2 separate regions of the Homo sapiens genome follow, and region 2 is linked to region 1. A link is a loop called in an ENCODE intact Hi-C map of the cell type or tissue named here. Cell type or tissue: GM12878. All regions are shown on one strand. Links, peaks and the distances in the headings refer to the core of each region. The heading gives the core; the rest is flanking DNA.

Evidence for each region. Peaks named below come from ENCODE experiments on the same cell type or tissue, not always from the same donor. Only the 100,000 strongest peaks of a DNase experiment are listed, where the experiment ranks them.
Region 2: it touches region 1 in a loop (3-fold over the local background); 5 of 110 quality-filtered maps call a loop at or near these places.

What each region holds. Positions count from the first base shown.
Region 1 is chr4:63,298,998-63,315,360 of GRCh38, reverse strand. No RefSeq gene overlaps it. Among named protein-coding and RNA genes, the nearest start is that of TECRL, 1.1 Mb to the left of the region's middle. In GM12878, for the core only: no CTCF peak of the experiment used is centred there; no DNase peak of the experiment used is centred there.
Region 2 is chr4:64,529,431-64,545,793 of GRCh38, reverse strand. No RefSeq gene overlaps it. Among named protein-coding and RNA genes, the nearest start is that of TECRL, 130 kb to the right of the region's middle. In GM12878, for the core only: a CTCF peak has its summit at 6,349 (motif pointing right); a DNase peak (open chromatin) is centred at 6,383.

The DNA of each region.
Region 1 (16,363 bases), core at 8,907-11,406:
GAGCTGAGCTTTTGTACTCCCACAGCAGTTACAGGTCACTGGTCACCTGCGAGTTTGAGGAAGAAAATATGGAGGTGCAAGGACAGAATGCTAGACAGGAACAACCTTCTCTGGAGAAGTGAAGTGGTGTCCAGTCAAAAGGCAATACTCAGTGTTGCAGATATGCCTTGCAGGGTACTCTGGGGTTGGAGGTGAGAATGCGCACACCACTGCTAGAAAGGATCTGGGTGAGACTTAAACACTTAGCGCCTTGTGTAGAGTTCTATGGGGAATCTTATGAGGGGTCCCCCATTAACCTTGGGTGTTTAAGGAAAGCTATTAGAGAAGGAGAATATTCTTTATTGAGTCTTAAAAGGTGAGTGTGTTTAGACCAGCTGACTATCAGTACTTTTTATTTGTCAGTTTTATACTCTTACCTTCATTCTGCTTTGTAGTTACTGTTGCATTCTCTGAACATTGAACTTGTCTTTAATTTTAATATATTCTTTACAAAATCCAGCCCTGTGTGCTCAAATGTGTGTTCAAAGAATTAATGTTAAGCCTTTGATTCTTATCAGTTTTATTCTCCTTTTTCTTGTATAACAGTCACTGTTCTTTTAAAGCAATTTTTAGGTTTAAACCTATCCCAAGATATTCACATCTTCATGAAGCTGTTTTTAACAACCCCCTTCTGGTACACTGCCTCACTAGCGTCAAAAATGCCTCACAATTTTTATCAAAATATTTAAACGTTATTCTAAACACATATTCTAGATAGGATACTGTTACAATTAATTTGCAAAATATATACACTCATAGACACAATATATTGCAATATTAGATTTTAGAAGATATATACATGCAGATATAGATAGTTAAATGTAACTTCTACACAACAAGATAAACTATCAACAGATTAAATGGACAATACACAGAATGGGAGAAAATATTTGAAATCTTTGCATCTGACAAAGGTCTAATATCCAGTATCTATAAGGAACTTAAATAAATTTACAAGAGAAAAAACCCCATTCAAAAGTGGACAAAAAAACATCAACAGATATTTTTCAAAAGACAACAAACATGCATGCAACAAGCATATGTAAAAAACTCAGTATCACTGAGCATTAGAGTAGTGCAAATCAAAACCACAATGAGATACCATCTCACACCAGTCAGAATGGCTATTATTAAAAAGTCAAATAACAGGTGCTGGCAAGGTTGCAGAGAAAAGGGAACATTTACACACTGCTGGTGGGAGTATGCGTCAGTCAACCACTGGGGAAAGCAAAATGGCAATTTTTCAAAAAGCTTAAAGCAGGACCACCATTCAACCCAGAAATCCCATTACTGGATATATACCCAGAGAAATATAAATCATTCTATCATAAAAACATACACATATGAATGTTCATTGCAGTAATATTAAGAATAACAAACACACCAGATCAACCTAAATGCCCACCAATGACAGATTGGATTAAAAATATATGGTATATATATACCATGGAATACTATGCACCCATAAGAAAGAATGAGATCATGTCTTTTGCAGAAACATGTATGGAGCTGTAGGCTATTATCCGTAGCAAACTAACGTAAGAACAGAAAGCCAAATACCACATGTTTTCACTTGTAAGTGGGAGCCGAAACACATGAAAGTGTGTTCTTTCATGAACACAAAGAAGGGAACAACAGACATCGGGATCTACTTGATGGTGGAAGGTGGGAGGAGGGAGAGGAGCAGAAAAAATAACTATTGGGTACTGGACTTGATACTTGAGTGACAAAATAATCTGTACAACAAATGCCTGAGACACAAGTTTGCCTATATAACAAATCTTCACACCTACCCCCCAAAACTAAAAGTTTTGAAAATTATATGGATATATATGATGGACTAGAGAAGATAGCCCTCATTTTATATTAAATTTGATGTGTATGATATACAAAATAAATCACCAGAAACAAGAAAATGTGAATTAATCTGGATATTCTTTTTAATTGACTAAAATCAGTTAGATTAAAAAAATCCAAAGAAAATATTTAAAAGTAAGCAATGTTACAAAAGCCCTAAATATGAATAATTTATTTTCAGTGATTGCTTTTTAATAATCCAGTTTTTATTAAAAAGATCAATTATTGAATTAACTTTTGGATTACTTGAATAATTTTTATAAAATTTGAGTAAAGGACAAATTTTTTATGCCAGAAAATTAGCCAATAAGAGTACAGTTAGACTGTGAAAAACTGTTCTTAAATGACATTACATTTATTATTTAAAATTTCTCAGCATTTTTCCTTTGAGATTATTAACAACTTTTATAAGGTCTAGGATTATATGTAAATGAATACACATCAAATGAAAAATCTCATCCTAGGCATCAACACATCTAGTAGAAAAGAAAAATATTCCTAGGTAATGTGAATTGATAAATGATATCAAAAGATTTAATTCCCATGCTTTTTTTTCTTGACCTTTGGATTCTGTACCCCTGATGAGGTCTTATCTAGTTAAGGCAGAAGATGGAGGAGACAATGTTTTGGAAAACAAGGAAAATGGAATTATGTGACTTGAAATGGAAATCAAATTAAATGGGACTTTTAGCCTAAAGACAAGACAGATTATGTAGAATGCAAAGAAGTGTAGTCACTGCATTTAATGAAATGATATAGTCAGAGTTTCATTAAAATTAATGAATAATGTGGGTTGCTTAAGGGAGTATAATCAACTCTATAAGAAAAATGTCTATTTAAATATTTGTACAGAAATTATATATTTTTTTACTTTGTTATTAAATCCTCTGCACTGAAAATTTCTTGTGGCACTACTGTAAAAGATGAAAATATATTTGCAAATATATATATTTCTAAAGCTAAAACTTACTGGAGCCATTTTGCTAGTCACAGCTTTTTTATGTATCAAATATTGGCTGACAAATTTTATAGAAGCCATGTGTTAATTAATTATTTCTACCTGAATGTGTTGTCTTTCACAGTATCGTCTGAGGTCAGATACTTAATAATTCTACCTGTCTTATAAAAGTAATTACTTGATGTTGAATCAACATATTTGATACAGTTTATTAATTAATTTCAACTGAAGAGTTTCCATCACAAATACATCAGCAGAAATATAGTGGGTATGATATAGAATTACAGACATACTGAATTTTTATTTCTTGTACGGAAAGAAAAGTAGAAATCTAAAATATACGGCCTAAATATTTCAGAGGATTTACTGTCCTCTACTTTATAGATTTTCTATGTTTAATTGAAATAAATTTGATATAAAATAATAATACTGTAAGATAATGAGACATTAGGCCCCAGTAATACATCTTTAAATCAAAGAGTTAATTTCAAACTCAAACTTTTCCTTCATTATTCATTCATTTAACTATGAATATTTTTCTAGAAATATTTATCAGACAGCTAAATACTCTATCTGGGTATGTTGTTAGTCCTTGAGGATACAATATTGAAAGAGTATATTCTCTGCTCTCAGCAATCATGGGAAAGGATTCGATAGCTGCAGGTGCAATGTTAATGGTAAGTGTTACAATGATATATACGCAGAGCACCTGGCGGCACATTAGTAAAACCATTTAGCCAGTCATCTGGTTACCTAAAGAGAAGTTTCATGTGAAGTTATTTATAAGTAAAAGTCAAGAAGATGCAAGTGGGAAAGCATAGGGGTATGTTTCAAAAGGAGAGAAATGATGGAAAACATTCCATACAGAGAAAGGACCCACGTACTAAACAAAACAAAACAAAACAAAACAAAAAAGTGAAAGAGAACAGAGTTTATTAGAAAAAAACTAAGTAATCCAGGATGCGGAGGTCTCAAGAGAGATTATGATTTATCAATGAAGGTAAAGAAGCAATAATCATGAAGTATGGCCTTTGTTTGGCTAAGGGATTTTAAATAAATGTTTATTCATTTATTAATGGAATAACTTTGGTCAAGTATTGATTTAATGATTTCTTCTTTATTTTTGGATTATAATTTTCACAGAAAAGGGTTTCCATTCGATTTTTATTTAGTGACTTAACACCACACATAGATAATTATGTATTTAGTTTAGTGTTTGTTGTTGTTGTTGTTGTTGTTTTAATCATAAGGTCACTGACATAAAGCAGTTTATTGAATGCTATGTTATGTCGCTGTATGAAATTCTAGTCATTCAACCTACAAATGTATGCTGCTCATCCCAAATTCATACAAAGATAAATACACGTGATTAACAGCAAGGCTTCCAATTTATGTACTTCTGTCTGAATTTGTAATATGAATGATGAACAGCACAGTGGCTAACTACTGAAGAAGCCCTAAGCAATAATAGGATAATTTTAATCGAATACAAAGAGAAAAGCAGTATTAAATGACAGAGCTATCAATAAAGGATAAGAGGAGCACTACTTAGCTATCCTAATTCCAAACAGAGAAACATGTGGAATCATTTAATAATACAAATTTGTATTTAAAAATCCTGTAATGAAAGTCTGAGTTAAAATAAAATGTTGTCCTGTCATGCTTAAAAAATATAATTTTATATTTTAATTTCAGGTCTCTAAAGCAGATTTTTTAAAATGCCTTATGTAAATGATAGAATCCCTTAACTGCTTTATCAAACAAGCTGGGTATAGTAACTAACAAGTGAAATACCCCTGTGATTCTAAAGTGCTTTATACTGAGCATAGAATTTTAAGTAATCTATGACTTTTTGTAAATTAATGAACAGCTCTGACTTCCCACTGTGCCCTGAGAACTCTCTTGCTTCCTCTGCAAATTGCATTTGCCATCAAATGACTTATTTTAAAGTAGTTTTGTGTTAGTTATCATTTTTTACTCTATGGAATGGGTGATTTTCACAATCTATAAATCTTAAATGAATATTTTAATGCAGAGTTTAGATTTTTAAAATTTGAATACCAGCTGCTTTACATCCAAAGTTGTTTGTGAAATCAACTTCAGATATGTGAAAGAAATCATCTGTCCTATCCAAATTAAAGAAAGAATATATGTCTCAGTGTAAAATAGCAAAATCACTGAATGAAGTTTAATGGTAAATTACTTTTTCCTTAAGGAATAAAAATATAAACAAAGTAAGTTATATTACAGTTATTTATAATATGGCCAGTTTTATATTAAATTGTTTTTGTTATCTGTTTTGATAATATAACATACCATACTGAAATTTTAAAAATATTATAATTGAGGCCAGGCGCAGTGACTCACGCCTGTAATCCCAGCACTTTGGGAGGCCGAGGCGGCAGGAGTTCGAAACCAGCCTGGCCAACATGGAGAAACCTCGTCTCTACTAAAAATACAAAAAAATTAGCTGGGTGTGGTGGCACATGCCTGTAAGCCCAGCTACTCAGGAGGCTGAGGCAGGAAAAGTGCTTGAACCCATGAAACAGAGGCTGCGGTGAGCCAAGATCACACCACTGCACTTCCAGCCTGGGCAACAGAGTGAGACTCTGTCTCAAAATAATAATAATAATAATAATAATAATTATTATTATTATTATTATTGAATTAGTGGTAGAAAATAAAAATAATTGTGTTGTGGAAAACTATATGTTATAAATAGGAAATAATTTGCTTTGTTTGTTTTCTTTAATTTCTTAGATTTATTCCTGTAGCCTAAATTTTTGATTCAGTGTTCAGGTCATATATTGTTTTATTCAATATAATGGCAAGTTGTGTCATCAAAAAAATCTGAGAATTTCAATTGGCATATATCTGTCAAAAATATCAACAAAATTAAATAATTTTCTTCTATAATACATGTATCCCAGTAATGATTATACTTACAGATGTACAGGCAGTATCAATTGCAGGTTGGTCATATGTGTCCTATCACTACATACATAGTTTAAATTCAAGGGCATTCCTTTATTCCTCCTTTATGGTAATCTTTAACTCCAAACAGTGTGTTTGTCAAGATTCACCTGAAATCTTGGCTTACTGAGAACTTGAGGCAAAAGTACACAGTAGGTATTTTTACGTCTTTCTGGGTTTTGTAAGTAAGCCATTCTTACTGGTTATGCCAATTGAAACCATCAGTAAACAAACTCACTCTGGTGTTTTCCAGGAAAATTCCAAACTTTGTATATCATTTATTGGATGCTAATGCCTTTACCTTAGGCAAGATTCAAATTCATATACTCCTATCAAAACTTCCCCAGAGTTAAAACTAGAGCTTTTTCAGTCAAAACATAAATTATCTGTATCCTATGTAGTGTTATCTTGTTTTCTAAGAAAGTGCTCTCGAGTTAGTTAATTCTTATTTATTTAGTCTTTAATTTCAGTTTCTTTGATTAAGCACCAGAATCAAGACTAGTGTGATGCAAGTGAGCTACCTGAGGCACAAAATTTAAGGACATACTCTTATGGTCTTACAGTCCTTATGAGCTCTTTCCACATTCCAGGCATATACTATTCTTTGGAGATAATATATATTTTCATAATAACTATGAGTCATGAGTATATTATCATCTGCATGTTTCTGATGCCATTACTTGTTCTGTCATGCTTAAAAAATATAATTTTATATTTTAGTTTCAGTTAAGTAATATATCAAAAGTCCTACAGCTAACATGCACAGCTGAGAATTTAATACAGGCAGTTTTTTTCCACAATCCAGCATCCTGCCTCTCCTACACATTGTAGGGGCAAAAATGTCATATATTTTCCTCAGCTCACTCAAGGTTCATGGCGGAGGCACCTATAATAAAAGACAGATTCACAAAGGAAAGCATACAAATTTATTTAATATAAATTTCACATGGCACAAGAGCCTTCAGAAATGAAGATCCAAGGAAAGAGGAAAACCTTGTATTTTTCAGCCTACACCGAAAGAAGCGGACGAAGAAGTAGACAGTCATGCAGATATATGACTGCACAAAACGTGTATGATCTGATGGTAGTAAACTGGGGAGGGGGAACTTATCAAGGCCTCTTTGCTCAAATTATTCCTGTGTTCCTGTATTTTTAGAGACAGGGACATTCCTTTTTTCTGAGTATAGAAAGGGTATTTCTTCAATGAAGGTCTTATGACCTCACAGGAATGTCAGAGGATATTTTTCAGGTCCCGCTTTAGGGAAGACATTAAAAGACATAAAAGGGGAGAAGAAATGAGAGAAACCTTCCTGTTTCTTCTGTTTCCTTAAATACCAAGGTGCCATATATTGGGGTAATGAGTCCTGACTCATCAACACATTATAGTATAAACTCATAAATATATGTTTAAAACCTGTCGTATCTACATCTGCTGTCTCTTATTCATTGCTTAATCCTCCCCTCATTTTGTATATTTAAATCTTAGCCTATTTGGGAAAATTTACAAAACAACCACAAATAAATTACTGACATTAAACATGTGAAAGGATGATTATAGATTTTTCATATAAGTAAGCCAGAATACTTTGATAATCTATTAATTCAGAGATTATGACGTTGGAAAGAGCATATGAAAAAGTTAATTCAAATGAAGAATATATCTTCAAGTGTATACCTCTCCCTTTAAGAAAGGACCAGCAATATAATTGTAAGTCATTAAAATACAATTGGCTCATTTACTTAGGTTTCTTTGTATTTCATGCTTTTTTAAAAAGCCCTCACAATTCAAACTAGTTCAATCCATAGGCATAGACACATATATGTTTCTGTGTGAGAATGTGTGTATAATACTTCAGCTTATATCTAACCTATAAGAAAAGTTGAGGAATAAATGTGACTTCACAGATGATTGGAAGTAGGCACTCAAACAATACTGTCCAGACCCTATCACTTTTTATTACTTCTTAGCTAGGCGTTTCTTACCATTGTCCTTATTTTCAGAAATACTTCATTTTTTTTTTTTTTTTTTTTTGAGACAGAGTCTCTCTCTGTCGCCCAGGCTGGAGTGCAGTGGCGCGATCTCGGCTCACTGCAAGCTCTGCCTCCCGGGTTCACACCATTCTCTGCCTCAGCCTCCCAAGTAACTGGGACTACAGGTGCCACCACCACGCCAGGCTAATTTTTTTATATTTTTAGTAGAGACGGGGTTTCTTCGTGTTAGCCAGGATGGTCTCGATCTCCTGACCTTGTGATTGGACCGCCTCGGCCTCCTAAAGTGTTGAGATTACAGGCGTGAGCCACCGCACCCAGCCCCATTTTTTAATGTTAAAAATGGCCACCTACAATTGCTTACTTTATGGTCTTAAAGCTTGTAATTTAAAAAATGAGAATTTTCCATTGATCTGATAGAAAACTTCTGGATTTCAGGAATTAAGATCAACTTGAGATTCATGCCCATTCCTATGCTTTTCATTCCGCATAAGTAAATGTGTTATCCCGATTGGCTGTATTTGGTAGATAGAATAATGGTTTCCCAAAGAAATTTATGTTCTAATTTCTGGAATCTATACATATATTATGTTACATGTGAAAGAGGAATTATAATTGTTTAATTGTCAGACTTTAAAATATAGATTATCTTGACCTGTCTAAGTGGGCCCAATGTAATGATGAGGGTCCTTAGAAATGAAAGAGGGAAGCAGAAGAGGAAGCCAGAGTAATAAAATGTGATAAGAACTCAACCTGCTATTCTGTCATGACAACATAAAGAGCTAAATTCTCCAGTGAAATTAGTAAAAATTATTGTTAAAAAATCATTAAAACACTCAAAGCCTTTGGAAATGGTCGTAAGGGTTAAAAGCAAATGAAGAAACAGGTATCAAGCCAGTCTATAAAACATTCAGTAGACCAAGCACGGTGGCTCACACTTGTAATCCCAGCACTTTGGGAGGTTGAGGCGGGTGGATTACCGGAGGTCAGGAGTTCAAGACCAGCCGGGCCAAGATGGTGAAACCCCGTCTCTACTAAAAATGCAAAAATTAGCCAGGCGTGGTGGTGTGTGTCTGTAATCCCAGCTACTGGGGAGGTTGAGGCAGGAGAATTGCTTGAATCCAGGGGGTGGAGGTGGCAATGAGCCGAGATCGTGCCACTTCACTCCAGCTTCGGAAATACAGCAAAACTCCATTTCAAAAAATAAAAAAAAATTCAGTAAGAAAGATGAGAGTTGGCAGTATTCTAACCAAGACTTCTCCCTCCTCCAAATCCTGGCTTAGTAAGATAGAGATGCCATCCTAGACTGCTTGCAGCCAGAAACACAGGGCTCCCTCTTACCCCAGCTCCCAGCCACAGTGCTTTCTTCCCCTGAGGAGCAGAACCTGAGCCATTTGTCATCCTACTCTAAGCTTCCTGTTGCTGAAGCTGTCAGAGGCAAGGGGATGGAAATGTGGAGGTTTCCTTTTTCTGCCGTCTTCATTCTTGTAGTGAAGGCTCTACCTCAGATGTGGCACACTGAGAATATTGGGACTAAAATAGGCCTTGCCCAGCTTATGAGATGGTGGTTTTATTCCATGAGAAGTAAGCCAAAAGTTGCCTAAGGGGCTGCCCCTGCCCTCTACTCAGGTCCTAGAGTTGAAGGGTTACTCAGAAGAAACATACCCTGCCACCAGCTCAAGAGCCCTAGATCAGATTTTGCCTGGGGCAGGAGAAGAAAAAGGCCACAAAATAGATAACCCTTAAACATTTATGAAAAAAAAAAAACTGACTTCATTTGCAAAAGAGCTTAGGAAAATTTTAACCTAAAATCTCTCTCAACAACTATGAAGGCTGCTGTAATAGGCATTTGGGAAGAGATCCACGGGTCTAAAATAGATACAGCCTATAATTTAAGCCAGCTAGTTTACAGGAAAGAACCCAGGAATAAGAACTGGAAAGAGCTCTGCTAATTTCAGAATATATAAAAGACTAACCTCAGAAAATATCCTTCAAAGAAGCTAAAATTTTATTGAATTAGTTTGTAGGGGAATTTATGTCCCAGACATTGTTAACAACAGTAAAGCAATCCCTTGGCAACTGATGGAACTTGACAACTGCATGGTGGTTAGGAAAGATAGAAAGAGAACTCTACCACTGTAATCACAGAATGGCAATGGACACCACAAAACTATGTCTCCCTGAGGAGAAACATCAGAGGCTTAACACTGAGGGTGGGGTGAAGGCTAGAGTAGAGCAAGGAATAAACTTCACTAAAATAATTCAGCCAGTCAGATAATAAACAAATAACAATAAGAAGCATGAGGGGGTCAGGGAAGGGTGGAAAACTTTAACCAGAGTATCTATAATACAGTTTGAATATCTCTTATCTGAAACACTTAAGATGGAAAATGTTTTGGATTTTGGAATATTTGAGTATACATAATGAGATATCTTGGGGATGGGACCCAAGTCTAAACATAAAATTCACTTATGTTTTATATATGTCTTATACACATAGCCTGAAGATAATTGTATACAAAATTTTGAATAATTTTGTCCACACAAAAAAGGTTTTTACTATGTTTTTACTCTGGCCTGTCACATAAGGTCAGGTGTGTTATTTTCCACTAGTGGTATGGTAGGAGTGAAAAAGTTCCAATTTTGGGGCATTTTGAATTTTGAATTTTTGGATTAGGAATACTCAACCTGTACCAAATTTCCAACAAGAAATTACAAGACATGCAAATAAACAGGAAAGCAAGATCACACAATGAAATAAGAGCATTTAACAGAAACTACTTGTTGGAGTAACCAGATGTTAGATTTCAAAGTAACCATATAAATATGTTTACATAACTAAAGATAAGTATGATTAAAGAAATAAATGAAGATATGATGATAAGGTAACATTAAATATAAAATATCAATACAAAAGAGATATTAAAAAAATTAAATGGAAACCTTAGGGTTGAAAGATACAATAACTGAAATTTAAAAATATTCACTGAGAGGAACTTAGTGAATAATAACTGAGTTCAAACTAAGTCAGTTAGTTTGGACTGTTAGGAAAAAATTAGTGAACTTGAACAAAGATCAATAGAGATTATGCAGGCTGATGTACTGAGAGAAAAAATGAAAAATAAGCAGAGCCTCAGAAAAAGGTAGGACAGCATTAACTGTACCAACATACATGCAATGGGAGTACCAACATGAGAGAAAAGAGAAAGGATGCATTAAAATTATTCAAAAACATGACTGCAAACTTTTAAAATTTACTTAAAACATAAGTCTACACATCCAGCAAGCTCAATGAACTTCAAGTAGACACACACAATCTTCAACAAAATACCAGCAAAAGAAGTAAAAGAATTTCTAACAATAATTATGTCATGATCAAATATAATATATTCCAGGGATGCAAGGATTATCTAACATCTGAAAATCAATTAATATAATATATCTCATCAACATAATAAGAAACAATTACATAATTATCTCAGTAGACAGAGAAAAAGCATTTGACAAAATCTGACCCAAACTAGCAATAAAAGAATTCCTCAATCTGATAAAGAGCATCTATGAAAAACCAACAGCTAATATTTTATTTAATGATGTAAACCAGATGCTTTCTAAGATCAAGAACAAGACAAGGATGTCTACTTTGATGACTTCTCTCTTAACATTGTACTTGAGATTTTATCCAGGGCAATTAAGCAAGAAAAAATAAAATAAAAGGAGACAAGGGGGAAAAGAAAAACTATTGCTATACTTGGATGACTTTAACTTTTATATAGACAATTCTAAGAAATCTGCCAAGAGCTATAGAACTTTAAATGCATACAAAAGTTTGCAGGACACAGAATAAGTACACAAAAATCAATGGTATTTTTATATGCTTGCAATGAATAATCCAAAAAATAAAGTTTAGAAGACAATTCCACTCACAGTAGCATAAAAATAAATGCAATAAATCTACAATTAATGTAGTCAATAGGTTAGTAGCAACTGTGACATTAAGTAAACATAAAATGAAACCAATTTCACCATAGGCAAATTAATGTAAACAAGAGGTAAGATGATACAGTGTATATCTGATCACAGCAACATCATCAAAATTCTAAATAATGAATAAAAACACTTCTAATATTAAACATTACAATAAATGTGAGCCATACCTACAGTTAAGAAAGATTAATAGAAACAAGTAATTATTTACTCAATTTTTGGTCACTTAGTGGGTGATGGTGGTCGTAGTGGTGTGAGTTAAATTAAGGAATAAGTGTTTGCAAAGTGAAAATTGTAAGGAGTACCTCTTAACACCATGGAGGTCAAAAACAAACAATAACAAACATGGCAGTCTTGCTGAGCACTTAGGTATCACATCACTTACTGTCATGTATTTGTATAATTTTCACAAACTTTACACACTTCTATATTACAATAATTTGTATTCATTCATGCATGCATTTTTCAACCCACTTATTTCAGTTCAGGGTCACTAAGGGCCAGAGCCTAACCCAGCAGTTCAGTGCACCAACTGATTACCAACATTGGGCAGGATGCCATTTAATCACAGAGTGCACTCTTATATATATCTTACACTCACTCACTCTGGGACAATTTAGACATGTCAATAAGCCTAATGCCACATCTTTGGGATGTGGGAGGAAACTGGAGAAACTTCAGAAACCTCATGCAGGCATGGGGAGAACATGCAAATTCCACACAGTCACCTCTACGAGAAATCAATTTGTTTTCTCTTCAACTTATAACAAAGTAATGCTAAACAAAGTAATGTTATTCAAGGATCTGCTGTACTAAAGAATAATTTTAACAAAAAGTGTTAAAGTTAATATTATAAAAGGTATAAAACATTCAAAAAATTAAGAATATCTAAATAAATAAAAATATTCATGGGTCAAAAAACTTAGCATTATTAAATGACTATACTTCCAAACTGATATACAAATTAGATGTTATTTCTAACAGAATTCCAGCTGGATTTTTGTAGAAATTAAAGATCTGATTTTAGAATTTGTGTAGCATTTCAGAGGAACTAGAAAGCCATAACAATCCCATGAAAAAAAGAAAAAGGTAAGAAGAGTGATACTTCCACATTTCGAAACTTATTTACAAAACCACCTTAATCAAGAAAGTGTTTTACTGGCACAAGGATAGACATATAGCCCAATGGTAGAAAATTGAGAGTCCAAAAATAAATTGATACATCTAGGTCAAATGATTTTATTCACACAAGAGTGTAATGACAGTTCCATGGGAAAGGAAGTGTGTTTACAACAAATGCTGCTGTGGCAACTAGATCTCTACAAGCAAAAAAAAAAAAAAAAAAAAAAAATGCAGAACATTGGGATCTTATACTGTATGTGAAAATTAACTCCAAATGGGTCACAAACTTAATGTAATATCTAAAACTGTAAATCTCTTAGAAGAAAACATAGGGATACATCTTCATGACCCTGAATTAAAAAACAAATTCTTAAATAGGATAGCAAAAGCACAAACAACGAAAGAAAAGATAAGTAAATTGGATAATATCAAAATTACAAACTGTGTGCCACAAAGGGCACCATGAATAAAGTAAAATGACGAGCCACAATGTGGAATAAATATAAATATAGTAGGTTAATAAAGAAAATCTCACTGCTTCTCATTTCTTGTTTGTGTGAAAACCTTATGATGAACTTTATACTTTTGTGCAGAGAGGCTTGCATATTCCATGCAGGTCAAATTAAAAACTGTTCTTTAAAAGCTGATTCTGACAACTGGGTACTGGAGATGGAATGTTAGATTTTGCATAATATTTTAATGTTGCTTTGAAAATAATGAACTGGTTATCTTTGTCAATTGATAGCATTATAGTATAACAAAAAATACCTTGGGTTGAATGTGTTTCTATATTACGTTCCAACATGAAAAAGCTATTATTCATTTTGAAGTGTTTCTAAATTGCATTTTAGGTTTTGATCTGCTATGTGCAAGTTAATTCCCAGACAACAACTATGAAAAATTTCCCAAAGTACTTTTGTAACAAAGTAATATAGAGCATATGAGGAAGATTTATGATGTTTTAGAAATATGGATTTCTACATACAGAAACATAAAGAATAGATTATAAAATAGAGTAAATTTGATTTTTAACTTGTGACATATTCAAATGACATCTCTTTGAATATGATGTTATACCTGTGACCTCCTTTTATATAGTGAATTAGCTTGAGTGTACAATCACTTTTGTTCCTCTCAGTGGTAATGATGTTTATTCAAACTGAGTCTTTATCATCCACACTTCTTTCAGGCTATCTTTGATTTTTCCTAGTGTGAGTTGGTGCTATACCTGAAAGGCTAACAACAGCTGCTAAGGGTCCAGAAGCAATCCACAATGGGCCGAGATTCCATGCAAGTTGTGAACTCTTCCAAAAATGCAAGGCCCTGGCTGTTCATTATCTTGGATATTTTTCAGAGCTGCATTTGCAATAAGCAATCTTAAGGAATAAATTTATGTCTTGCCTGGACAGAAAGCAGGCTTGGTTCTGCTCATGGTAAAAGCAGTGTGTTCCCCAGGTACATTGTTCCTTTCCTGTAATAAACCCTACTGCCTATAGAGCCTTCTTTCATAGGCCCCTTTGAGTAACCTCACTGGGAACTGAATTGGAATAAAGGAAACTGATGCAAATAATATGAAGACATGACCATTGCTTTTTTCATTAATAATAAATTCATTTGTCTCTATCCCATAGTCTAGTGTCTTCTGCTAGCAGCCATGAAGTAGTTATGGGTTGTCTTACTAACCTGTAAGTCGAGTAAAATATTAGACTATACTATTCACAATCTTCATTTTAAGAAGGAGTTTCAATATAGTGTTCTACTGCTCCAATACTGGGACCCAAAGCAAAATAATAATAATAATAATAAGTGAATGGAATTTAGTGCCTCAGAATATATGTGGCAGAAATACACCTTTGCTATCACAATGATACCTGTTTTGTGTGATTGTTTTTTATTTCTACCCGATTTTGTTATACTTTTAATTTGTCGTTCTGGATACAGGAACCAATGGGAAAACTGGAGACTGACTAAAGTCTGCTTTCTTGATACATGACTGTAATTCTTGTTTCTCAAGCTTGGCAAGCTTATGGACTATGCCAATTTCCTTCACTTCATATAGAATTGACATCCACAATTTAAACATTTGTATTAGGCCCAATAATTTTTGCTTTCCCATAGACTGCAGATCAGTATGGTATTTCTAGTTCTAGATCCCTGAGGAATCGCCACACTGACTTCCACAATGGTTGAACTAGTTTACAGTCCCACCAACAGTGTAAAAGTGTCCCTATTTCTCCACATCCTCTCCAGCACCTGTTGTTTCCTGACTTTTTAATCATTGCCATTCTAACTGGTGTGAGATAGTATCTCATTGTGGTTTTGATTTGCATTTATCTGATAGCCAGTGATGGTGAGCATTTTTTCATGTGTTTTTCGGCTGCATAAATGTCTTCTTTTGAGAAGTGTCTGTTCATGTCCTTTGTCCACTTTTTGATGGGGTTGTTTGTTTTTTTCTTGTAAATTTGTTGGAGTTCATTGTAGATTCTGGATATTAGCCCTTTGTCAGATGAGTAGGTTGTGAAAATTTTCTCCCATTTTGTGGGTTGCCTGTTCACTCTGATGGTAGTTTCTTCTGCTGTGCAGAAGCTCTTTAGTTTAATTAGATCCCATTTGTCAATTTTGGCTTTTGTCGCCATTGCTTTTGGTGTTTTAGACATGAAGTCCTTGCCCATGCCTATGTCCTGAATGGTAATGCCTAGGTTTTCTTCTAGGGTATTTATGGTTTTAGGTGTAACGTTTAAGTCTTTAATCCATCTTGAATTAATTTTTGTATAAGGTGTAAGGAAGGGATCCAGTTTCAGCTTTCTACATATGGCTAGCCAATTTTCCCGGCACCATTTATTAAATAGGGAATCTTTCCCCATTGCTTGTTTTTCTCAGGTTTGTCAAAGATCAGATAGTTGTAGATATGCGGCGTTATTTCTGAGGGTTCTGTTCTGTTCCATTGATCTATATCTCTGTTTTGGTACTAGTACCATGCTGTTTTGTTACTGTAGCCTTGTCGTATAGTTTGAAGTCAGGTAGCGTGATGCCTCCAGCTTTGTTCTTTTGGCTTAGGATTGACTTGGCGATGCGGGCTCTTTTTTGGTTCCATATGAACTTTAAAGTAGTTTTTTCCAATTCTGTGAAGAAAGGCATTGGTAGCTTGATGGGGATGGCATTGAATCTATAAATTACCTTGGGCAGTATGGCCATTTTCATGATATTGATTCTTCCTACGCATGAGCATGGCATGTTCTTCCATTTGTTTGTATCCTCTTTTATTTCATTGAGCAGTGGTTTGTAGTTCTCCTTGAAGAGGTCCTTCACATCCCTTGTAAGTTGGATTCCTAGATATTTTATTCTCTTTGAAGCAATTGTGAATGGGAGTTCACTCATGATTTGGCTCTCTGTTTGTCTCTTATTGGTGTATAAGAATGCTTGTGATTTTTGTACATT
Region 2 (16,363 bases), core at 5,279-7,778, 1.2 Mb before region 1:
AACTCAGGACCGGGCGCGGTGGCTCGCCCCCGTAATCCCAGCACTTTGGGGGGCTGAGGCGGGCGGATCACCTGAGGTTGGGAGATCGAGACCAGCCGGACCAACATGGAGAAACCTTGTCTCTACTAAAAATAGAAAATTAGCCAGTTGTGGTGGTGGGCACCTGTAATTCCGGCTACACAGGAGGCTGGGGCAGGAGAATCGCTTGAACTCAGGAGGCAGAAGTTGCAGTGAGCCGAGGTTGCGCCACAGCACTCCAGCCTGAGTGACAGAGCGGGACTCCTTCTCAAAAAGGAAACTCAGGAACTATATATAATTGTGTCCATTTAGAAATTTTATATAACTTCAACCATGAAGAACGCTGTCAAGGTTCACCAGTCTGTAGAAAGCATTTTGCAATCTTTTTTATACCCAGAAAATTCAATTCTTAGGAAAGAAGGCAGAAAAGAATACTGATTTTTTTTTTTTTTACTTTGTAGACCTTTTTATAAGTTTGTATAACTTTTGTTTCTATTTAATCTATATAACAATCCTATACAGAAGCTAATATAGTTTCCATTATATGGATGAACACACTGAGGCTCAGTAAGTTTTAATTATTTTTTTAATTCAAAAACGCACTTGTTACAGAATCTGTGTTTGAGTCATTTTTCAGTCGATAAAATTTTGTCCCTTCATCAACATTATACAGCCTTTTAGAAGGCACAAAATTATCTGAGAGTTTACTTTATTTCTTTGGTCTCAATTTCACTGTTTGAAAATTAAGAATCATGCCTTATTTGAAGTAGTGTAGTGATTCTCTTGTATCAAGATGGGGAGTCTCTATCTCCTTTCATATGAGTATCTTTTCCCTTAATCAGATCAGCATCTCAGACTTCATGCAGACACGTGCTAATTACAACATGCATGCTCTATTTTATCTACATTTGGAATGCATTGTTTACTTTTCTCTTTATTAATTTTGACTGAATTTAATTTAAAATTCAAAATGAATGGTTGCAGAACATACAGATAGAGCCATGATTTCCTAGTTATGCTACTAAGTATTAGGTATCCAGAAAATAACAAATGTTTAAAAATGTATTTCTAAATAACTCGTATGTCAGTTTTTTTTTCTCCCAAGGGAAGTGTTCATAATAGGAAACTACATAAAGAAAGTTTTCTTTCTTATTCTTACTGTTACATACATATGTACATATATATTCTCATAAAATATATATAATCCCTATAAAATATATAAATATGTGAGTATATTCTCATTAAAACTTATATTTCTCCCCATTTTGTTACCCTGGGAATTCTGATTCTGTTATTTGAGTTTAGAATATTCTGAATGACTAGATAAAACACAATAAGCAAGCGGGAATAAAAAAACCTATAAATAAATTTAAAACAATATTTTAATCTCTTATTGAATTTGTATTCAAGGAAAATTTTAGGCAAAAGTACCATTTATCCTGCTTTCACTTCTGCTTTTACTTTATTTGCTTTTGATCATCTTTTGGATGTCTTTGCTGGGGAATTTTAGATCTGCTTTTGGGTTGAAAAGTGCCCGGCCATGATACCAGTTTCGATCTTACATGTATTATATACTAGATGTCTATCCCTATATTTGCATTTATTCATTTTAACAATTTTATTGTTCCATAAGTCAGAATTTCTTTTCTAGAAAACAGGGATAATAATAATCTAGTGGGTAGTTGTGAGCATTAAGTAAAAGTTCTTAGATAGCTCTTAAAACTCTCAAAATGTAAAATTAGTTAATTTGAGTAAGAGCTGTATTTTTATATGCATTTAGCAACTGTCTGCCTTTTTTGTGCTTTCTGTTAGTTCCCCTGGATAATAAGAGTTGGAGCTGCTGACTATTAGATAAAGCATATTCATTTCTGTCAGATATGTATTGAGAGAATACTTTTTTGACTTGCATAATTCAAACTCCAAATGATAACTCTTTTGATTTAAAGAATGGCCTCAGTTCATTAAACAGCATTTCCATATTTTTTATTTTTTAGACAACAGCACATGCATGATGCCTCCAGAGTATTCACTGTACTCTTTGTTTTCTAATTCAATGTGTGACTGAAGCCATAGTTTACTAGTTTTGTTACTTTGAGATAACCCTATATTTGCATTTGAATTACTGTACACTATTGTAGTTAGTAATTGCCACTGTGTAAATGCAGATAATATTTAACTGCTTTTAAGTATAGATTTTTATTTAAGTATATACCACAGCTCTGTAAATTGGCAATTCTCAAATGGGGCCATAATCATAAACTCATAGTTTGCACATGCAATTTAAGAGAGCATTTTTAGAAAATTATCACTGCTTTGTTTCAGTTGTAGATTGGCAGTGATTCAATGTTTTGATTTTAGTCCCATGATTTAATTTTTAATTTCAAATAATGCCAATATGGGAAATAAACTTTCCATGGATTTATAATAAGCAGTATACCATAATACTGAAAAGTTTAGTTCTATCGTTGGACTATGTGGCTCAGATCTTGTATTTTCTTCATAATGGGTCAATGACCTAGGGTAATTTTCCTCGATTTCTAAAGAGCCTCATCCCTTAAACTGGAGAGAATACAAATACTTAATTGGTTAAGTTACATTTTGTGATAATAAATAAGTTAATATATTGAAATTATATAAACAAGTATTAGATAAATAAATGTTCAATTTTATTTTAAATAGAAAAATACATAGTATTAAAACCAAATAACTTGGGTTACTAGACAACAGAAAAATTTGGTTCTATTCTTTACTTGTAATTTTGTATAACATATGCAGCTTTTTGAACACTTTTTTTCTCTTTTATTTTAAAAGCATATTAATACGTGCTCTGCTTATCTCATGTGTGGGTTACGAAGGTAGAGTAATATAATATGCTTCTGTTGATAAAGTTGGTTAGTAGTTTCTAAAAATTGCTATTATTACTAATGTTAAACAAGTGAAATAGTGGATATAGTCATCAAAATTTTTAAAGCATATTTTAACATATTTTTCAATATAAAATTTCAATAAGCTTAGACTTAGGGATATTTAAACAATAACACTATCAAAACATTCATTACCATGTAAATAACAGTAGTACACTATATTGTAGTCAATTATACCACACACTACACTTCAGACTTTGTACTATACACAATCCACATAGTTGTTTCTCATTTAATTCTAACAATAACATCAAAATATACAGTGTATTTGTATTTACATTTTATTAATGAGGAAAATGAGGCTTACAGAAGTTAAGTAATTTGACCAAATGCAGAAAGCTAGTAATTTGCGAATCTGGAGTTCAAATTCTGTTTTTATGCCACAACTCAAGCTTAAACCACACTAATGAGCTGTTTCTCCAGTTTAGTTTCTTCATTAAGCTAGAGAATTATTAATAATAACAAATTGTTTGTTGTTTTCATGCCAGCTCCTGGAATGGCAAGACCTGTTGCATAGAGTACTTGACTCTGAGTCAGAATAAAGATCTTCAGCCTGAAAGAAAACAAACACACTAAAAGCACACTGGAACAAGGATAAATATTCTGTTAGATATATTATCTGGGGTTATTAATGGTGTGAACAAAAGTTCCATGAAAAAGAATTTGGAGGGAAGACTTTATTCCTGTGAACAGTTTGCAAACCAGGAAGAAAACCTTTGGTGTAAAAGGAAGGTGCTTTCCAGAGAAAAAAAGCAGGGCTTGATTTTTAAAGAGAAAGTTCCAGCCCAGGTTCCCAATCAGGTTCATTTATTCAAATGAAGCATCCAAACTTGGAAAGCCATGATTGGTCAAGGAAGATGCACTCTGATTAGTTGGTCATGTGAGTTCTGAAAGTCCCAAAGTTAAACAGAAGTAGTGGGTTTTCTGGGAATTCAGAGTATGTGTGTAACCTCTAGTCAGCAAACAGCCATTTGGTTGTATTTGACTTTAGTCTCAGCCACTTGGGATTCATTTTAAGGATTGACTTTCCCAGGTTCACATTTATTCGCAATGGAGAGGCAGAAATTAGACGTGAATATCTGATTTAAAATTATGGAAACGTAAGAGTTTGGTACAAGATTTGGGAAGTGGAAAGTGCCTGACTTAAAATAGTAACTATATGAAAACAAGTGAACAGATTGTGAGATGATTGTTCTGTATAAATAACAGGTTATTTGTTACTAGACATTAAAAACTGGAAGCTCTGCAGAGCAGAAATATGGTATATTGAGATGTTTTCAAAGTTCCTGCGGGCTAATTTTGCAATTTGCGTCTTTTAAGCTTTATGAGAGGCAAAGCAAAGCTTTCAATCCTTTTTGTGATTGTAATCCACTATTAACATGTTCTTATATAATTACAATTCATTTTGTTAAAAATACAATTTATTCCCAATTTTAATGCTCCAAAATATGTTTCTAGGTGCTTCTTACACCTAGAGAAGAGACACCGTGACCATTATGAAGCAGTGGAGGAGAGGGCAGTTCATCTTTGTAAGCATCGAATATATGCTAACCATTAGGAATATGGTAGTAAATTAAACTCTCAAGGCTCTCCCTCCTAAGAATGTTATATTTTTCAAAGAAGACATATACAAATATTTAAGTAAATAATAAAAGTATCTCAAAAGATTTGTGGCCCATTTTGCTAAAATGTTTCACCAGCTCAGAGAGAGTTTTACACAGAAAGTTACTCGGAAAACAAATTTTGGTAAGAGACCAATGTGTGTAGCATTTAATGAGCATTTATTTTCTTCCAACCCCTTTACACAAGCATATTGTTCCTGAGTCAACAATTAAAACCTTGAGGAAATTGAAATGCAATGACGATACATTACTTATAAAAGTCCATGTAACTCTAAGGAATCGGGGTTAGAATCTACTTTCCTTTTCATTTGACAATAGCATCCCTTACTTTTGTTCTTCAATAAGTTTGGCTTTTGCTCAACAAAGGAGGCAGCACTGTCAGTCCGAGAGGAAGCAACAGGACAAAATACAGTAGGAGATGTTCCACAATTTGACTGGAAAACAGAGCTCTCTGTGAGCTGACTTGTGTTGTGTGTAGGTTTGGAGAATGTTGGAGTTTAAGATACTAAAGCAGGTAGGAGCCAAGTGATGAAAGCCCTTACATGGTTTGTCAAGAATTTTGGCCTTGATCATATACAAAGTAGAAATCTCTAAAATGAGAGATGGCATTCTCAAGCTGGGGAGTCTACAAAAGATTGAATGTGGTGGTAGCATAGAGATGTAGCAGCCTAATATTTTTCCCACTTTAAAATTATCATTTAATTAAAATAACTATATTATAATACAAAGGACTAGAAGAGTCAATATTCACAAATAATCTTCAAAACTAGATAACCTTAGACATTTCTAAGCAGTTGACCCCCCAAATTTCTTAAAACGTGATTTATTTCAGTTTTTAGGTATAATTTTAACAAAACAAATAAAATTCCACAGACCGTTATAAGATTTACTACACACTACAATCATTGTGCTCTTTGATCATTATGGCATCATGTATAACATATTATAATTATGTAATGTTTATAAAATTGTACAATTAAAACATCCAGAAATTTAATGTTTTTAAAGGGTTGAAATATACTGTCTTTTGTCTGTCCTCTCTATATGTATCACACAGATATAGCTAACTTAATAAAATTCCTGTATACTTAAAATGTGCAGGTACTATGATATTTTACAATGCACATATTTTACAAAGCCTCTTAAAGATTTCAAACCATGTATACATAAACGTGTACCAATAATTTGCTGAAACATCTTTTAATTTCCAAGTTCTATATATGCTGGAAATAAGGATGAATGAACCATTTCTTACACCCAAGGAGCTGGCATCACCCTTGCATACTTATTTTGAGACTCTGAAAGAAACACCTTTATTCTTTAACAAAATTGCTTTTGAGAGGTGGATGAGGAAATGTAATGATTTAGATGGGAAGGCAGAGGTTCTTCAATGTTTTTCTGTATTGGACTTAACTGTATATAAGGGTCTTAAAACAATATTACTCCTTGAGAAAAATAGGAAAACACCAAGAGCAAAAATAGAGATATTATTTTCTTATTTGTTTGTTAGTTAAAAAATTACTTATTACTTGACAAGTTTAATTTTCATGGTCTTGAATAATCGTAATTTTCACATTCCTGCTTGTTTTGCTTACAAACACACACATACACCTCAAAGAAAACAAGTTCCCTAATATTTCAGGGTAAATAAGTAATACTACTTTTTAATTATTATTATTTTTTCATAAATTGTAGCACTTGAGGATATGTGAAAACCGTGGTATAGCTATTGTCGTTAACCAGATGATCTTTTATTTCACCAGTGTTGCTGTTATTCCACTAGGTGGCAGCCTTACCCCAGCACTTTAGGATATTCACAGACAAGCAAGCTGCTATCCACATGTGTTCTAGTTAATGTTTTCCAATAGAAATTTAGGTGGTTAGTTGGTAATAATAATTATAATAAAAAGGTGTAGTTTTCTAATGACATCAGGAAAGCCATTAACTGGAGTGAGAAGAGTATTCAAACTAAAAACGTGGCAAATTGATTTACAAATGCATTGACTACAAACAAAAATCTAATAATCTGTCCTTTCTCTTTTATTATGGCTAAAGTATTGTGGAAAATTTCACATATTTTCTGCATCTGATGACCCGGGCCTGAAAAATATCATCACTTTAATAACAAACAATGAAACTCCATTTTTTCACAAGGAGCTAAGAACACGTTTAGTTGTCCTTCATTTTCAGGGTCTCCAAAATAGCAAGAAAAGCCAAACAATACAATCCAAGATATCATTTCATTGCAGCCCTGCCCATTATTGATTTGGAATTATTCTGAAGCTTCTTTCAAACAGAAGTCATTGGAAGCTGTGGAGACGGATCCATAACGGCTTAGAAGCTTTAAGGGTTTATTTACCATTTGCCTTTAATCACTTTTCCGGCTTTGTGAAAGGACTGGAATGTCTGAAGTGACATTTCAATAACTGCAATTTTTTTCTGCCCGGTTGGAGAAGAGAACGATGGATAGCCAAAACAAGTTTGAAGTATTCCAGGAAATGCTGCAAGATCTTTGTTTTGCAGTTGAAAAAGAAATACTATTTAAAGAGATAAAAGGAAGAGCAGGGCCAGGCGCGGTGGCTCACGCCTGTAATCCCAGCACTTTGGGAGGCCAAGGCGGGAAGATCATGAGGTCAGGAGATCCAGACCATTCTGGCCAATATGGTGAAACTCTGTCACTACTAAAACACACAAAAAAAATTAGCTGGGCATGGTGGTGGGCACCTGTAGTCTCAACTACTCAGGAGGCTGAGGCAGGGGAATCGCTTAAAACCGGGAGTCGGAGGTTACAGTGAGCCGAGATCGCACCACTGCCCCCTAGCCTGACAAGAGAGCAAGACTCCATCTCAAAAAAAAAAAGGAAGAGCAGAAGTAGGAGCATATGCCAGGACAGTAAGACAAGAATTTGAATGGGCTTTAGACCAATATTGGCCTAAAAAGTAATTTTCCACTTAGGTTTACCATTACTTTAAAGCAGTTCGATGGCACGTGGCATAAGTGTGAAGAAACCTGTGTAGCTGGAGGGTCAAATAGTTCTGGAGCGAGGAACATTTCTTTAAAATTCTAAAAGTGCTTTGACAGTCATCTTTAATATATTACCTCTTCTAGATTCCTTCATTTCTGACTTGATTAATTTTACTTTCCCTAACTTCCTTTCTTTAAATTTTACTTAGATTCAAAAATATTTTATTTCAAAAATAAATATGAAAGAAAGGAAGTTAGGGAAAGTAAAATTACTTTCTTCTCTAGTCTTTTTTATTTTTAAATGTTCTGGTTTCTCTACACATTAGTTATTTTCCTCAAATTTATTTAGATATATGTATTTACTGTTTGTGTTCGCAAAATTTTTGTTTTAAAATAGAAAACCATTAGAGGTAGAAATGACATATACAGGTATATTCTTTTAAAAAACATATATAGGTATATTCTATCAAAACTTGAGCATTTTATGAACTAATTTATTATATGTGAATAAATTACTTCCTGAGAGAAAGCCCAGAACCTTGGAAAGCTAGTGTAGTTTTCAGCGTATTCAGGAAAAATTAGTTTTGTAAATAGTGCATTTAGTTCAAAATGCACAGATAATTGATACAGATAAAACTTAAATTTTAGCTTCAAATACAATCCATTAAAGTGTTATTACACTTACCAAATAAATAATTTTGGTCGAGAAACAACTACATTTCAGTTCTGATGTCACTCTTTTAATTATTTGCTGCTTGGTCAGGATTCTGACAGCAGAGATGTTTGTAAAAGAATGAAAATCTAAATCTGTGTCTCACAATACAGATTAGAATGTCACAAAGCCCCGGGCATATAGACAAATGTGTCATAGCTCCTTTGCTAAGATGATGATGATGATGATAATGATGATAATGATGTACCCGGCTATGGACACCATATTCTGCAGCAAGTAAGTGCTATATAATTTTTCCCCCAAGTATCCATTATTTTTTGATCTATTGGTTTCATACCAATTCACTGTACTTCTTATTGGATGATTAAATGATGATTCATTTCTCTAGAATTTAGAATTTTAGAAGTATTCAAGTGGCTACAAGATTCAGACATGCTACAGATGTCATATTTAGATTTTTAAAGCAGCTTAAACAATGTTTGCTATGAAGCATTCTTAGCTAGAAAGAATGACAAGGAATAGGACTTTGGCTTATCAATTCACTTTAAGCCCTGATATATTGCTTTCTCTCTCAAGGCATATATGCACAAGTAAAAAACCAACAACTAATTACTGTTACGTATCTGAGAGTATTAAAAGGAAGGCATGGGATAGTCACTTATAAAGACAATAGGAAAACAACGTAAACTACAGCAAGAAAGAACATTTTATCTTAGAGTTAAGAAAAAAAAAAGCAACCAAACTGGTCATGGTGGCTTATGCCTGTAACCCCAGCACTGTGGAGGCTGAAGTGGCGGAATTGCTTGATTCCAGAGTTCGAAACTAGCCTGGGCAACACAGTGAGATCCTCATATCTAGCAAAAAGAAAAAAAAAAAGAAAAAGAAAAGCACACAAATTTTTAGTAGTCAGAACGTAAGTAGTGTATCATTTTGAGAAAAAAGTTTTGCAGAGGAAATCCAAGAGAAAACTTAGTAACAAAATTATACTGAATAATATCAAGTATAATCATGGAAACAAAGATAATATTAGCAACAGCCTGATGTGTACAAGCTAATGGCCCTGATTCTGTGAAATTCCACTTAATTATTTGCACAAATTATAGATCATCAGTCATACCATCTAAGAATGAGTGGGTTTAGATCCCTGGAAGAAAGTACTGTCTACATATTTATAGGTACACAGTAGGCAACCAAATTCATGAACTCACAAACTCACAAGGAAACTTACACTCACAAACTCACAAGGAAGTTGAACTCACAAACTTGCAAGGAAGCTCTGAAGAGAGCCACTTCTTATACAACAATTTTTCAATTTAAACAGACATAACAGCAGATACTGAGTGTAATCTCCCTATTTTTCTTATGGACTCTTCTACAAAAGAAATTTTGCATCTTAAATAGGAAGTGAATGATAATTTTACCTATAGCTGACTCTATATTCACAAATATCAAATATGAGTAATTTCATCCATTCATTCAATAGATATTTATTAAAAAGGAGATATTTATTAACTGAAGGAGAGTTCCAGGCACTGGAGATACAATCAGAAACAGAGACACCTTGGTTCAGTTCTTTATATTGTAGTTGGGAGGAGGCAGACAATATATAAATTAAAAAATTAGTAATAAATTAGTAAACATGGCATACATTAAATTGTAATAAGAGCTATACAGAGAAGATAGAAACTAGTAAATATTTCTCTAGGGGCTAGATCATGATTATACTATAGACTTCACATAAGTAGAAACTTTGCCCTACTCATCCCCAGAGCATTAGCTAAGAGGATTTGCGGATGTGTGTGGGAAGGGAGGTGAATATATAGAGAGCAAAACTATTTTTTATACAATTGAACAGTATATGCAAAAAGTTGTGCATATTAGTGATTGCATAAACATAAATACTGGATGGAGGTTTTTCATATTTCTATATACATTTTCAAAACAAATCAAATGTCATACTTTGGCAGCTGAAAAGACCCAGTATGGCACCTTACAGAGGAAAGTGAAAATAAATAAATAGACAAAAGTATTTTTATTTCCTCCATCTGTTTAATGACACTCTCTTTCCCTACCTTTTACTAAACATGACTATGTAGTCTTTTAGTCTCAGAGCTTAATTACCTTAGGAATATCTTCCCTAACCTCTTGGTGAGATTTACATTCCTAAAATAGGTAAATACCTATTTTGCATAGTGTTCTGATCATTACACTTTAAAATGTTTACTTCTCTTGTTCCCCAACCATTTATGATCTCTGCAAGAACAGAGACTTTATCATCTTGTTTACAACAGTATTCCTAGTATTTAGAATTACCAGCATATGATAGGTGTTTAATGAATATTTATTGTATGAATAACTGAATGATGATTAAAAATAGACAACTTTGGTTAAGGTCAACTCTTCAACTACTATGCATTGACTTCTGAGCAGCTAAACTTAGCTAAAGAAAAACACAGAAAAAAAACCTGCAGATTTTTCCCAATGTAAATTCATTAATACTGACACACTATATTTAGTTCTTCCAATTTTCTACTGTCTTTAAAGAATATTTTTTAATTTTCTTCTGTTTTCAAATCTCTAACACCTTCTTTCCAGTCTCCACTCTGCACTCTTCCCTATTCATGTTGTTTTCTATTTCACTGAGACAATTGACTAAATCAGGAGAGAAATTCTACAAGCTACCATGAGCCTGCATCTTTGTCCAATATTCTTGCCATTTTTCCTACTACTGCCCATGCACCTGCTGAGGCTGACTCCTCCACTTGAATGCCTAATATACTCATGAATATGTTCTAATAATTCCCACCTTTGGCTCTCAAATGATTAGTTTTTGTTCCAAATTTGATATTTCTCTAAATTTGTTATTTTCCATCCAAGCTGCTAATGTCCTCTTCCAGGAAAAAAAAAAAAAGAAACAAAACAAAAACCTTGCTCTGGTTTCATCCTCCAGCTGTCACTCAATTTCCCTTTCTAGTAGGGATTCTGAATATAGAGTTCATACAAGAGAACCATAGACAGAATTTTAGAGTTTAATATACATGGATAAAGAAATAATGAAAAAAAAACTTGACCTTTTTTTTCACTAACTGAAACTTCACATTTATTTCAATTATGCATTCCAACATCTATCACAAACAGTATTAGGTCTAATCCTGATTTTTCCACCAAATATTTTATCATGTTACACAACCGTAATATGGCAAAATATCTTTTATAATCATCATTACTTTGAAATTAGAATAAGTACGAGACTTTCCTATAAATTGCTGTTTAAAGTTAAGAACTTCGTTCTTTAGGGTAAATCTCACGAAAACGTTGTGGATGTTCATTGTTTCAAATTGCTTTTCTCCCATTTCTTGGAACCTCTTTGAGTCAGGCTTTTGCACCCTAGAAAACAGCTTTGTCATCATCACTGATGACCCACATTTGCTAAACTCAGTAATCAAATCTGAATCTTCTTACTTGTGAAAGCATTTATCATACTTCACTATTGTATCTTTAAAACATTGTCTTCACTTCCAAGGTCACACTCTACTGCTTTTGTCCTACCTCACTGGTCACTTATTTTTAAATTTTCCCTGCAGGTTTATTTTCATAAACAGAACTACTTAATGTTAAAATATTCCAATTCTTAGACCTTTACCTTCGTATTTTTTTTTAAACATAAATCTTCCGTTGTGTGATCTCAGCTAGTTCCATAACTTCTAAGTGCCTACCTCTTTAGGACCTCTCTCCTGAACAGCAGGTTGCTATTTCAAACTGCCTCCTCGATAATGCAAAATCCAAAGCTGAATCTGAATCTCTCTTCCCACCCCTATTCCCATTACAACCTCCTCCCATGGTTATATTCATGCTAGTCATGGTAACTCTGTTTTTTAATTGCTTGGCCAAAAATCTCAGAATCATTCATGGCTCTCATTTCACATTATTATTAAATTCTGAACTGTTCTACATTGAAAATATATTCTGTATCTGTATATACTTTTATTTACATTGATTAGTTGGAGGAACATGTAAACCAAAAATAAAATCCTAAGCACCCCAACCAACTGAATAGACTCCTCTCTCAGCCTTGAGGATCCCCAAAAAACCTGAAAAAGTAGTTCAGGCTTTTTCCCTTTCAGGGGAAGTGGGATGGGAGGTCAGATTTGCCTCATTATACCTTCCTTCCTTTAGAATTTAGACACAACTCATCAGAATTAACATCAAAACGAATCTTGACTGAAAATGCAGACTCTGCAGAAATAAGATATTAAACTCCAACCTAACTCTGCCAGATATCACATGACAGATAGTAGTCCCTGAAGGAGATCAAAGTATTTTACCTTAAACTATATTTCTTCAACATATTTTGAAATGGCCCTGCAAAGCTGCGTTTGTGGTAAAAATTTACATTCTTTAGTGAATCTCCTTATTAGTAAGTACTTTTCAGAGAGTCTGGCATTCTTAAGGTCTTATAAGAGACCTACTTATTTATTCTCTCTGATGCCTGCTCCCTGGGAGCTTCACCTACATAACAGGAATCTTGGCTTCCACAATTCCCCCTTACCTGAACACAAGCTGATTTCAACTCATTGGGTAGAGCAGAGCTCTTCCAAACAATTGCCATTCAGGAAATCTTTGAGACCACCTATGACCTGGAAGCCCCCCAACCCCCACTTCAAGATGTACTACTGCCTTTCAGGACCAAACCAATGTATACCTTCCATGTATTGATTTATATCTTGACCTGTAACTTCTTTCTCCCTAAAATGTATCAATTTTATAATCCCTTGTACAATGTATGAAACGTATATAAAATCACCTTGGACACATGTTCTCAGGACTTGCTGAGGCTGTGTCATGGGCAAAATAAACCTCTAAATTGATTGAGACCTGTCTCAGTTACATTTTTGTTTTACAAATAATATAAAATATTTATCTCAATTTTTATTTTATTAAAGATCAGCATAATATTTAATTCTATTTGGCTAAATTTATTACAGTTTATAAAAACACTATCTACTTTTAAGAAAAGATAGTTGTATAATTAACTAGAAAAAAATTTTTAATGCACATGGTAAGGATTCAATTAGTCTGGGTAACATTATATTCTACTGATCAAGGAATATGACATTTAGAAATTAGTAACTTTGTTAAAACTGCCATTTACCTAAAATATAATTTCACTTTAGATGATCTTAAACTACTCTGAGGGACTATACAAATATTTTTCTTTGTCTTTTATTGAGTAGTTGTTTTTTGTTCTAAATAAACTTTTTTGAAAACAAGTAATGTTTACTGTATCTTATTACTACACAGAAGAAAAGAACATATTAACCACAGACTGATTTTGACCTTTCATATCATTTTATAGCATAATTTTTTAGGAAAACATTAAATGACATCTAGCAAATTGCCCTATCTGTTTAATTGGACAAAGTGAAAATGTCATCACTTGTTTCCAGCATTCGACATAAAATGATAATAATTCTATTTGGTGTTTCTTTCATTACCACATTTGAGCAGTGTTAGATATCTTAATTTATATTACACAAGGACATATTTTCAAAATATTAAAATATTTTTTATAAAATTTTTAAATACTTCTGAAATAAAATCTTAGTTTTGTAAATGTTTACTACATAACATTACACTAATTGTACATTTTTGGAAATATCTCAAGGATATAATTCATATACAGACCCAAAACACCTTCACACATCTGCAAAGTACATCTGCCAGGAAAATTTGAAATGTGGCATAAAACCTAAATTTAATTTTTTTAATTCAATTTAATCAGATCATTAAAGTCTGGAAATTATTGCTCTTCTAACACTAAGCTTTCTTTTAAATATAAATGCCCCTGAAAGGATATTACAGTTGGTCAGACATTTTATTGTCAATCATTTATTATTGATTTCCTCCATAGCAACAGAAAAAGTGAAGAAATGCATTAATGATGCTATTGTAAGGAAGAGATGTAAAAGAAAATGATAAGAGGATACAAAAGGCAGGCACTGGCCTGCAGGCTGTTATTCAAATTTTTGCTTCTATCTAGTAAAAGCTGAAAATTAAGCTTCATTTCTATATATTAGTGGCAACTTAAGGAAAAGTGCCTTAGAAGTATGCTGATGGTAAAAGTTCTTACCACTGATTTTGGAAGCATTTACACACATATTTCACACTGTAAATCGTATACAAATCCTGAGGTCACTTCAGGTTAATAATGAAAATGTTCCATTTATTGTAGGTTTTGCCTTCTACCTTCAGAGCAGTTTTAAAATAATAAATTTCCTATTAAAACAAGTAAATCTTCATGTGGAATATACATAAATTTATGAGTATAAATTTATCTTAATCACTTTCTCACAAGAAATCAACTTTTTATTATCTCTTAAATTTTTACTATAAAATCAATGTCAAGGTCATTCTTCCCACAATTGTAATAATTAAAGTTGCTGCTAATCATTTGGCAGAATATTGAATTTCTATATTTTGTCTTCTTACAGACACAATAGTCAGAGTCACGTTTCTTCAAACAAACCTCTGGGTGAGCTATTGCAATTGTGGTAGAGACTCGAATTGTCTTACTAATGTAACCACTCTGCATCTAGCTATATCGTTCATTATATGAGCTTAATGATAGTTAAAAATTCATGTCTCCGGACTCTAAGGTTTACAATTTCTTTTGGGAGAAGTTACCTGCATAAGGATTAGTCAACAAAAAGTTAATTAATTGATAAAGTTTGCTTTTGAGGATTCATTGAAAAAGGAAGGTGGAAAAACATAACAAACATATAGAATATGTAATAAGAACAAAAGTAGTTAAAAATCCAGCAAAATTCTTAAAGATGACATGTTCTCAGTAGACTTTTTTAACCAGATAGAATGTGAGGTTGACTTTGAATATATACTATAGAGTTAGAAGTAGCAACAGATGGGTTGTAGTTAACAGGTGGGGAGATGATCAAAAGTTCTAATTGTCATAAAAAGTGTTATATAGAAGAGTATGTCAGAGGCGTTTAAACCAGAGTGACTCTATCTTGAATTGGGGAGGGGTAAAATAAGGCTGAGACCTACTAGTCTGCATTCCCAGGAGATTAGGCATTCTAAGTCATAGGACGAGATAGGAGGCAGGCACAAGATACAGGTCATAAGGACCTTGCTGATAAAACAGTTTGCAGGAAAAAAGCCAGCCAAAACCCACCGAAACCAAGATTGTGATGAAAGTGACCTCTGTTTGTCCTCACTGGTCATTATACGCTAATTATAATGCATTAGCATGCTAAAATACACTCCCACCAATATCATGAGTTTACACATTCCATGGCAATATCAAGAAATTGCCATATATGATCTAAAATGGGGAGTAAACCTCAGTTCCAGAAATTGCCCACCAATTTCCCAGAAAACTCATGAATAATCCACCATTTATTTAGCATATAATTAAAAGTAACAATAAGTATAAGCAGCTTAGCAGCCCACGCTGCTTCTCTGCCTATGGAGTAGTCGTTCTTTATTTCTTTACTTTCTTAATAAACTTGCTTTCACTTTACTCTATGGATTAGTCCCAAATTCTTTCTTGTATGAGATACAGGAACCCTCTCTTGGAATCTGGATTAGGACTCCTTTTTGGTAACAAGTAGATGCAGAAGAAGAAAATAGATAAATTGCATGTCACCAAGTTTTGGTGTACAGATTGTTTCTTCACACAGGAAATGAACATAGTACCTGATAGGTTGTTTTTTGATCCTGCCCTTCTCCTACCCTCTAACCTCAAGTATGCCTTGGTGTCTACTATTACCTTCTTTGTGTCTGTGTGTACCGGTTGTTTACCTCATAAGTGAGAATGTGCATTGTTTGTTTTTCCGTTTATGCATTAATTCACTTAAGATAATGGCCTCCAGCTTCATCCATGTTGCTGCAAAAAATATGACTTTATTCTTCTCTATGGCTACATAGTATTCTAATGTGTATATGTACTACATTTTCTTCATCCAGTCCACTGTTGATAGGCATCTAGGTTGGTTCCATGTCTTTGCTATTGTGGAGTGTTGCAGGGAAAATATGCATTCATGTGTCTTTATAGTAAAAAGACATATTCCTTTGGGAATACCAGTGACGGGATTGTTGGGTTAAATGGTAGTTCTGTTTTAAGTTTTTTGAGAAATTTCCAATCT